Linked DNA regions of Homo sapiens: region 1 is linked to region 2. The links are chromatin loops, found by intact Hi-C in ENCODE. Cell type or tissue: Calu3. All regions are shown on one strand. Links, peaks and the distances in the headings refer to the core of each region. The heading gives the core; the rest is flanking DNA. Region 1 has its middle 66 kb from the start of ODC1-DT. Region 2 overlaps NOL10 (nucleolar protein 10).

Region 1 (4,404 bases), core at 336-4,335, 70 kb before region 2:
TATGTTCATATATATATATGAACAAGTGTGTTAATCAAAAGCCTGCAGTATGTTCTTTGCGTCCATTTCTTTTGCTCAATATTATGTTTGTGGGATGTACACATGCTGTCACAAGAAACAGTGGCTTGTCCACTCTCATTACTGTATATGATCTTTTGGTGATTAAACTTCAATTTCTTCCTTTATTCACTGCTGGTAGATCTTTGTATTCACAGGAGTTTTGACTCCTGTGAATATTCCCCCACATTTGTGTGCACACACATCCACCCTTGTTGGGCATGCACCTAGGGACGAAATTGCTGGGCTCGGGGTGCAGCATGGATTTAGCTTCAGTACATACTGCCGAATGGTTGCCCAAAATGATTGTACCACTCTCACCCACCAGCTTCAGGCTATGACAGTTTTGCCTCTCCACACCTGGATGCAGAGGCACTGGCTCTTTTGGACTGAGGCCCCAAGTCTTGTGGTCAATTGCACTTATGCATACTCAATGGCTCATTTGAATATGTTAATATTAAAAAGGAGATGTGGCTGGGGAAGAGGGTCATACCAGTAATGTATATACATAAGTGAATTACTTTTCAGACCATCAGAAAGAATAATGTGTTTTCAGCCAGGTGCAGTGGCTCACGCTTGTAATCCCAGCACTTTGGGAGGCCGAGGTGGGCGATCACTTGAGGTCAGGAGTTCGAGACCAGCCTTGCCAACATGGTGAAAACTGTCTCTATTACTAACAAAAAATTAGCCAGGCATGGTGGTGGGTGCCTATAATCCCAGCTACTCGGGAGGGTAAGGCAGGAGAATCACTGGAACCTGGGAGGCAGATGTTGCAGTGAGCCGAGATCATGCCACTGCACTCCAGCCTGGGCAACAGAGCAAGACTCTGTCTCAAAAAAAAAAAAAAAAAAAAAAAAGAATAGTGTGTTTTCATGCTGCTCAGTTGGAACTTCCTGAGGAAGAGATAACCCTTCCTACCCACCCACCAAGTGAATAAGCTGCTTTGAAAAATATTATTCTGGGTGAGTTTCCACTCCACAGTATAGGCCAGAGTAGCAGATTGCTGAGACACCACCCACAAAGTGCTCCACATCAGTGTTAAATAAAAGGTTGTTTCTGGAACTTCCCACTTGGTCTCAGATGGTCAATTTAAAGCATAATCTGCCAAAGGAGTAACAGGTAGATGTAAGCCTTGCTCTCCACTGAACAAATAGGTCTTCTCTCACTTCAATGCTTCTACTTTACTGCTAGGGGAAACCGATATCCAGTGCTCAGCCACTTCACGCACTGTGGAAGTGCCACTCTATAGATGTGAGGGCCCACCTCTACTTGCTCTTTCCTCTTCCATGTGACAGCCACCACCTGGTGCCCCACCTTTCTCTTGCGCCACCAAGGCAGTCAAAAGGCTGGAGGACGCCTTCTTGCCTGGTGGAAAGAGGGTAGGCCTTCACATGGTTTTGCCTGGGATGAGTCCTGCCTCTGTCACTTCCTACTAACTGTAAGACTCTGGGCAAGTTCTGAATCCCCCTAGCCTTTGTTCTGGCCTCAGGGAAATTAGGATAGTGCCCATCTCCTAGAGTTTACAAGGATGAACCTGTGTAATGAATCTCCAGTCCATGTGTCTTTTGGGAACACAGTAGGCACTCAATAATACTTGCTATTTGTACATTTCAAGTCATCTTCTCTTTTAGGTGCAGGTGCAGAACCCACCTATTCAAACGGTCTAGAGACAGAGTGTGGGGCTGCGGCCCAGCCCTTGTTGAAAATTTACATCACTTGCAAAGCTCCATTGTGAAATACCGAAACATCGATGTGGAAGAAAGGAAGACAAAGCCCAGACTCTGAATCAACTGGTAGGTGTCTGCGTTTCAGCGGCTCCGCAGGAGGGTGGGCCCAGTGACTCACCATAGCGATCCTTTTACTTTTACTAGTGACCAATCTGAGTTTTTTCATTACACGGCAATGATTCACCATTTGCTGTCATGGTTATGTAATTGAGGCTGTTTTTATCTGTTGGGGTGTCTGCATCTGTATTTCTATGTCACCGCTGGGAAGCTTTGGAGAATTTTCTTTTTTAAACAACCTGATACATGCCATAACAAACCATTGTTGAAATACCATCCCTTGAGAATGAAATCACCTGCCTCCTCATTCTCTAGGAAGTGAGTGGCTGAATGGGGACTAATCCCTAGAATTGGAGCCAGGAGATCACAACCTAGGCCTGGCCTTGTCACACAGACTCTCCCAGTGTCTCTTACTTTCTCTGGCCTCAGTTATTCCATCTTAACATGAGGTGAACTGTATCAAACCTAAGTTTTGATATTCAAAAGATGTATAATTTTGAATTTTTCTCAATGAGCCTTTCTGCCAAACAAGATTTTTAGAGTATTTCCTATGAAATCCCAAGCATGTGGCAATTCTAAGGTAGATATGGAGACTAAGTTACAAGGTAGGGTGGGAAAAAACAATGGATTTATGCCAGACTTTTTGAAAAAAATCTCACCTTGGAGGAATGGGTTTTCCATCATTTGTCCATCCCTCCTATGTTATATATAATAAACAGAAGGAGGTTAAAAATGCGCTGGTACCTCCACCATCATTCTGTTTATGGTACCAACAGACCTAGATCAGGCCAGAAGGAGTGGGCCTCACAGAGCCCATTATTGCACTTATACTTGCTTTGCTCATCCCCTGCAAGAGCTCAGAGCTCCATGTTCCAGGATTGGATGAGTAATATCAGCCCCTTGGACACACCATTGGGTCACCCTGCCAGTAAGAGACAGATTTGTGATAGCCACTCAGTTCGAACATTTTTTTCACTTTTATTTTTATTTTTTGTCCTTGGCATTTGTTGAGCTTCTTTAATGTATGGATTGACATCTTTTGGTTCATTCCAAAAAATTATCAGACATTATCTCTTTAAATAATAATTTTGCCCCCATCTCCCTTGCTTCTCCTTCTGGAATACCCCCTAAATGTATTTAGACCTTCTCACTCTATCCTCCTCTTTTTCATGATTTTCATCTTTCTGTTGTTCTGTGCTATCATTTGGATAATTTTTTCTGACCCATCTTCCAGTTCACTAATTCTCTCTTTGCCTATATCTAATTTCCTATTAAATCCACCTATTAAATTTAAAGTTTCAGTTATTATATTTTTCATTTTTATAAGAAAGATCTATTTGATTTTCGAAAAACCTGCCAAATCAGTTTTTTCATAGTTCTCTGTTTCCTGCAAATATCTTTAAGCTTGTATTGTTTTTTCAACATAACAATTGTATAATTTCTTTCCTATTATTTCATTATATGAAATATTTGGGAGTAGTTTAGCTGTTTGTTTTTTCTGCTTATTCATGCTCATGTTGCCTTATTTCCTTGTGTGCTTCCTTATTTTTCACTAAGTGCTGCTTGCTTTCTTTTCTTTTTTCTTTTTTTTGAGATGGAGTCTCACTCTATCACCAGGCTGAAGTGCAGTGGCGCAATCTTGACTCACTGAAACCTCCGCCTCCTGGGTTCAAGCGATTCTCCTGCCTCAGCCTCCCGAGTAGCTGAAACTACGGGCATGCTCCACTACACCCAGCTAATTTTTGTATTTTTAGTAGAGACGGGGGCTTCACCATGTTGGCCAGGATGGTCTCAATCTCTTGACCTCGTGATCCACCCGCCTCGGCCTCCCGAAATGCTAGGATTACAGGCATAAGCCACCATGGCCAGCCTGCTTACTTTCTTGAGATATTACTTGATGATAATTCTTTGAGATCTCGGATGAATGTGACATCTGCCTGAAAGAATTTGCACTTGCATCTGCCATGCACCTAGGGACACTTCCACTCCAAGATCACCTTCATCTGAATTTGTTCCTGGAAAATTTCTGGGCCATTCAGGGGGTGTGAATTTGGGTACCAGTCTGCACAAGGGTCAGTGTTTGGATACAGCTTCACAGAGATGAGCTTTTCTCCCGCTCTCCTCAGTGCCAAGAAACATTTCCTTGTTATTTCTAAAGGGGGGTTTGAGGGAGAGAATGCAAAAATTTACTTCGGGTTCATGCTAATCCTGGGTGTGTAACCCTTTAGAGTTCTAGCATAATGGGCTAAAGATCTTCTGGTTGGTTCTCAGCCTTACATGGATTCTGGGATTGGGATTCTGATTCTCGGCTTGAAATTCTGACAGGTGAATTTTCTTCTAAGCACAGTGATTAATCTATTGGCAGTGCACTAAATCTTGGAAAATTGTGGAAGGAGACAAGTCTCCTTGAAATGAAACATGACATTCTTCTTGCTACATCAGATATGGTTGGTTCTTGCTCAGGTTAAACAACCTGAAGCCATAAAAACTACAAAACCAACTTTCGAGAATTTTAGCGGTTTTAAATGTACAGGATGAATCAGTTAGGAATGCTTTCCACTAC
Region 2 (4,404 bases), core at 182-4,181:
TCTTTACTGTCCATCTTCTCCTCTGTCTGCTTTCTAACAGAATTTTTAGTTCTAGGCAATCAGTACATCTGTGAATTCTCTAAAATTCTATGTAAATACATCACAGGCATTTGTATTTTTCTCTAGAGAGGTGTATGGTATGGATTTTATCACAGATTCAAGTAAAATATTTGTTTTTCCCCAAGCTTCCATTCTTAGCCCTAATCTTACTTTATACAATGACGCTAAATCTCTTTTCATTCGTGATCTTGACCACACAATAAACGCTGGTATCTCTCAAACTGACATCTCCAGCCTCCTCTTCCTGGGCCCGATGGACACTGCCATTGGTTTACTGAATGTGACACAGAAGACGCATGGGCTCCTTTATTTAATGTGCACAAAACCCAGCTCATTACTTTTAGCCTTAAACCTATTTTGCATTCTGTATTTTTTACCTCAATGGCAACATTACTAGACATCTCTACGTCATCCCTGACTATTCCCTTCTCCTTTGATATTATTAGGAACTGATGGTGGAGTTTGTGCTCCTTTTTCTTTCTCACTCTTAGTCTTCTGGTCTGTCTGCTCCTCTCCACCCCATCGTTCAGGCCTGTGGCCCTTCTAACTGGGATGATTCTAATGGTTTGAGAGCTGGTCTCTGGGTGTCCAGGTTCTCCGCACATTGTCTTTCTAAAATGGAGATATTCTGCTAATGGGTTTCTGGGAATAGGGACTTTTTATGCCTATGTTTTTATTTGCTACAACAAACATGCACTGCTTTTATTACAAAAGTATTTACAACACTAGGGGAGGGGTTGGAATAGATTGGATCCCATTCATCTAAGCTGTAAGATCGTGGCTTTCCAGTGCTTGCTCGGCTACCCCTTCAGGCACCCCATGCTCTGGCTGTAGGAAGGCACCCCCAACCCTTCGCATGGCCTGCCTGTGGCTGCACCGTGCCTCTGCCAGGAATGCTATCTTTCCCACCAGCCCTGAATGCTCCACTCTGCATCTTTCCACAACCAGTTTCCATATGATTTCAAGGCTCCCCAAATTCAGCTCCTTCCTTCTTATGCTCCTTTCCCATGAGCGCTTCAGGTACGCAGGCCATGTCGTTCTTCCCATCCCCTGGGTCTAGAATGCTGGTATGCTCGCACTGAGCAGTTGATAAATGCTTGATGAATGAATGGGTGGTGGAGAGGCTGATAAGTGGATGAACAGACTCACAAACAAAGTTAGCCCACTGTAAGGCATAAAAATATGTGTCAACAGACACACGTGTTTATCTAAAGCCATATGACCACACCAAGCAACGCAGACAGCTCACTCAAGTCTCCAGCTACCATTCACGATCCACCTTTCCCTTTATAGAAACATTTTAAAGCTAGGCAAGTCCAAGTGAACATTTAAATATAACACATTCAATCTGATGTTGTCTCTTGTTGACTGGCTTGCGGTAACTTGCAGAATAAACATACAGAGTCACTTTAGTTCTCTGAAGGATCGTGGTTTAATGCTTCACCAAATACTCATGTAAATATTATCACTTATATAGTTCTCAAAAAGGATGTTTAACTTAGTGATATTTAACTTAGTAAGAATGTTTAACTTGGTGATATTTAACTTAGTAAGAATGTTTAACTTGGTTATATTTAACTTAGTAAGAATGTTTAACTTGGTGATATTTAACTTAGAATGTTTAACTGCAGTTTATTCACCTCGCTATGGGTTATTCTTAGATACAAATTTTTATCCTCTTTGTTTTATACCTCCATATCCTACTACAGCCCCCAGGCAAAAGGAAGAATGTTAGAGAGATTAGTCAGACCGCCTACCCCCAAATCACAGCCTCCTGTTGCTGTGGTTACACTCAAAACAACTGCTCCCAGATTTTCCTGGTCAATGGCTATGGGGAAAAGGAGTCCTTTCTCAGCAGATCTTGAAGGAGTAACTTCTGAGTTGCCTGATGTGTTGTCATGGCAAAAAAGATTCACAGTTTCAGCAAGTATTTCTCAAGTGCCCACTCTATTCTAAGTACTTATTCAAGAGCCAGAGATAAAGCAGTAAATAGAGCAAGACAAAAACAGCATATACTCAACAAATAAACTTACTCCACAGAACCAGAACAGCACAAACCAAGCAGGACTCCCAGTAAAACACCTACACATAACAGCTGTATAAAAAGTGAGGCTGCACACGCTGCTGGAGAATGTAAAATGGCACAGCCTGTGGACAAGTTTGCCGGTTTCTGAAAAGGCTAAACATAGAGTTACTATATGACCAGCAATTTCTTCCAATTCTTGCACATAGATGAAAACATATGCAAAACACATGTAAAACTGTATAAACCAATGTTCATAGCAGCATTATTCATAATAGCCAAAAAGTGGAAACTACCCAGATGTCCATTAACTGACGAAGGGATATAAACTGGTCTATACATACACTGGAATATTACTTGGTAATAAAAACAAATGGAGTGGAGTTGTCCCTTGGTATCCGCTGGGGAATTGGTTCCAGGACCTCCCTTGGATACTAAAATCCATGGATGCTCAAGTTGTATAAAATGGTGTGGTTATTTCCATATAACCTGTGCACACCCTCTCCTATATGTTAAATTATCTGTAGATTACTTATAATACCTAATACAATGTAAATGCTACATGCATAGTTGTTATACTATTGTTTAGGGAATAAAGTCAAGAAAAAAGTCTGTACACGTTCAGTACAGTTACAAATTTTTTCTGAATATTTTCAGCCCATATTGGTTGAATTTATGGATAAGGAACCCTTGGATACAGAGGGCTGACTACACCGATAGATGCTACAACACGGATGAACATTAAAGACACTGTGCTAAGGGAAAGAGGCCAGCCACAAAGGGCCACACATTATACAGTTCCCTTTACATGAGATGTCAGAATAGGCAAATCGATAGAGACAGAAAAGTAAACTAGTGGCTGCCTCAGGATGGGAGATGGGGTAGGGTAAATGTGGGGTGACTGCCCATAAGGCGTGGGGTTTCTTTTTGGGGTGATGACAATGTTCTAAAATTAAGGTGATAGTTCCAGAACTCTGTGAATATACTAAACACCAGTGAACTGCATGCTTTAAGCAGATGAATTGTATGTTACATTACTAACAACCAGTGAACTGCATGCTTTAAGCAGATGAATTGTATGCTACATTACTAACAACCAGTGAACTGCATGCTTTAAGCAGATGAATTGTATGTTACATTACTAACAACCAGTGAACTGCATGCTTTAAGCAGATGAATTGTATGTTACATAAATTATATCTCAAGAAAGTGGTTATTTTAAAAAGTGAGGTTGGTCAGTAAAGAAAACACCTTCAAAAGATACCAAGAACATTATAGTTGGCCCTTGAATGACATGGGTTTGAACTGCACTGCTCCACTTACACGCAGTTTTTCCAATAAAAGTTAACACCATTACTCGCCTCCCCTGCCTCCCTTCCACTTCCTCCTCTTCTGACTCTGCCTTCCGAGACAGGAAGACCAATCCCTCCTCTTCTTCCTCTTCAGACCACTCAACATGAAGACAACAAGGATGAAGACCTTTACAATGATCCTCTCCTACCTAATGAATAAATATATTTTCCTTTCCTTATGATTTTCTTAATAACATTTGCTTTTCTCCAGCTTATCTTATTGTATGAGTACAGTATACAATACATAGAACATACAAAATATGTGGTAATTGACCCCTGACTGTTAAAAATTCTGGTTACCAGTAGGCTATTAGTAGTAAAGTTTTTGGGGATATTCTAGGTTCTCAGTCACCAAGAAGGTTTAAAAAAAAAATGAAGTTTTCAGGAAATCAAAAGTTGTATGTGTTAGGTCTAGACTTTCTAGTGAAAATAAATAACACAAAAAGTTAAATGTATATATATATACATATATATATACATATATATACATATATATACATATATATACACATATATATACATATATATACATATATATACATATATACACATATATATACATATATACACATATATACACATATATATACACATATATATACACATATATATACACATATATATATACATATATATACATATATATATACATACATATATATATATACACATATATATATATATATTTTTTTTTTTTTTGAGATGGAGTCTAGTTCTGTTGCCAGACTGGAGTGCAGTGGCGTGATCTCAGCTCACTGCAACCTCTGCCTCCCGGGTCCAAGCAATTCTCCTGCCTCAGCCTCCTGAGTAGCTGGGACTACAGGCACGTGCCGCCACACCCAGCTAAGTTTTATATTTTTAGTAGAGACGGGGTTTCACCATGTTGGCCAGGATGGTCTCCATCTCCTGACCTCATGATCTGCCCCCCCCTTGGCCTCCCAAAGTGCTAGGATTACAGGCGTGAGCCAC

Evidence for each region. Hi-C counts contacts between places; a loop is a spot of excess contacts. Peaks named below come from ENCODE experiments on the same cell type or tissue, not always from the same donor. Only the 100,000 strongest peaks of a DNase experiment are listed, where the experiment ranks them.
Region 1: a loop joins it to region 2, with 5 times the contacts of the local background. A loop is called at or near these places in 1 of 110 quality-filtered maps.

The regions. Positions count from the first base shown.
Region 1 is chr2:10,513,036-10,517,439 of GRCh38, forward strand. No RefSeq gene overlaps it. Among named protein-coding and RNA genes, the nearest start is that of ODC1-DT, 66 kb to the left of the region's middle. In Calu3, for the core only: no CTCF peak of the experiment used is centred there; a DNase peak (open chromatin) is centred at 1,876.
Region 2 is chr2:10,583,156-10,587,559 of GRCh38, forward strand. All of the region lies in intron 19 of NOL10 (nucleolar protein 10), which reads right to left. Among named protein-coding and RNA genes, the nearest start is that of NOL10, 100 kb to the right of the region's middle. In Calu3, for the core only: no CTCF peak of the experiment used is centred there; a DNase peak (open chromatin) is centred at 1,836.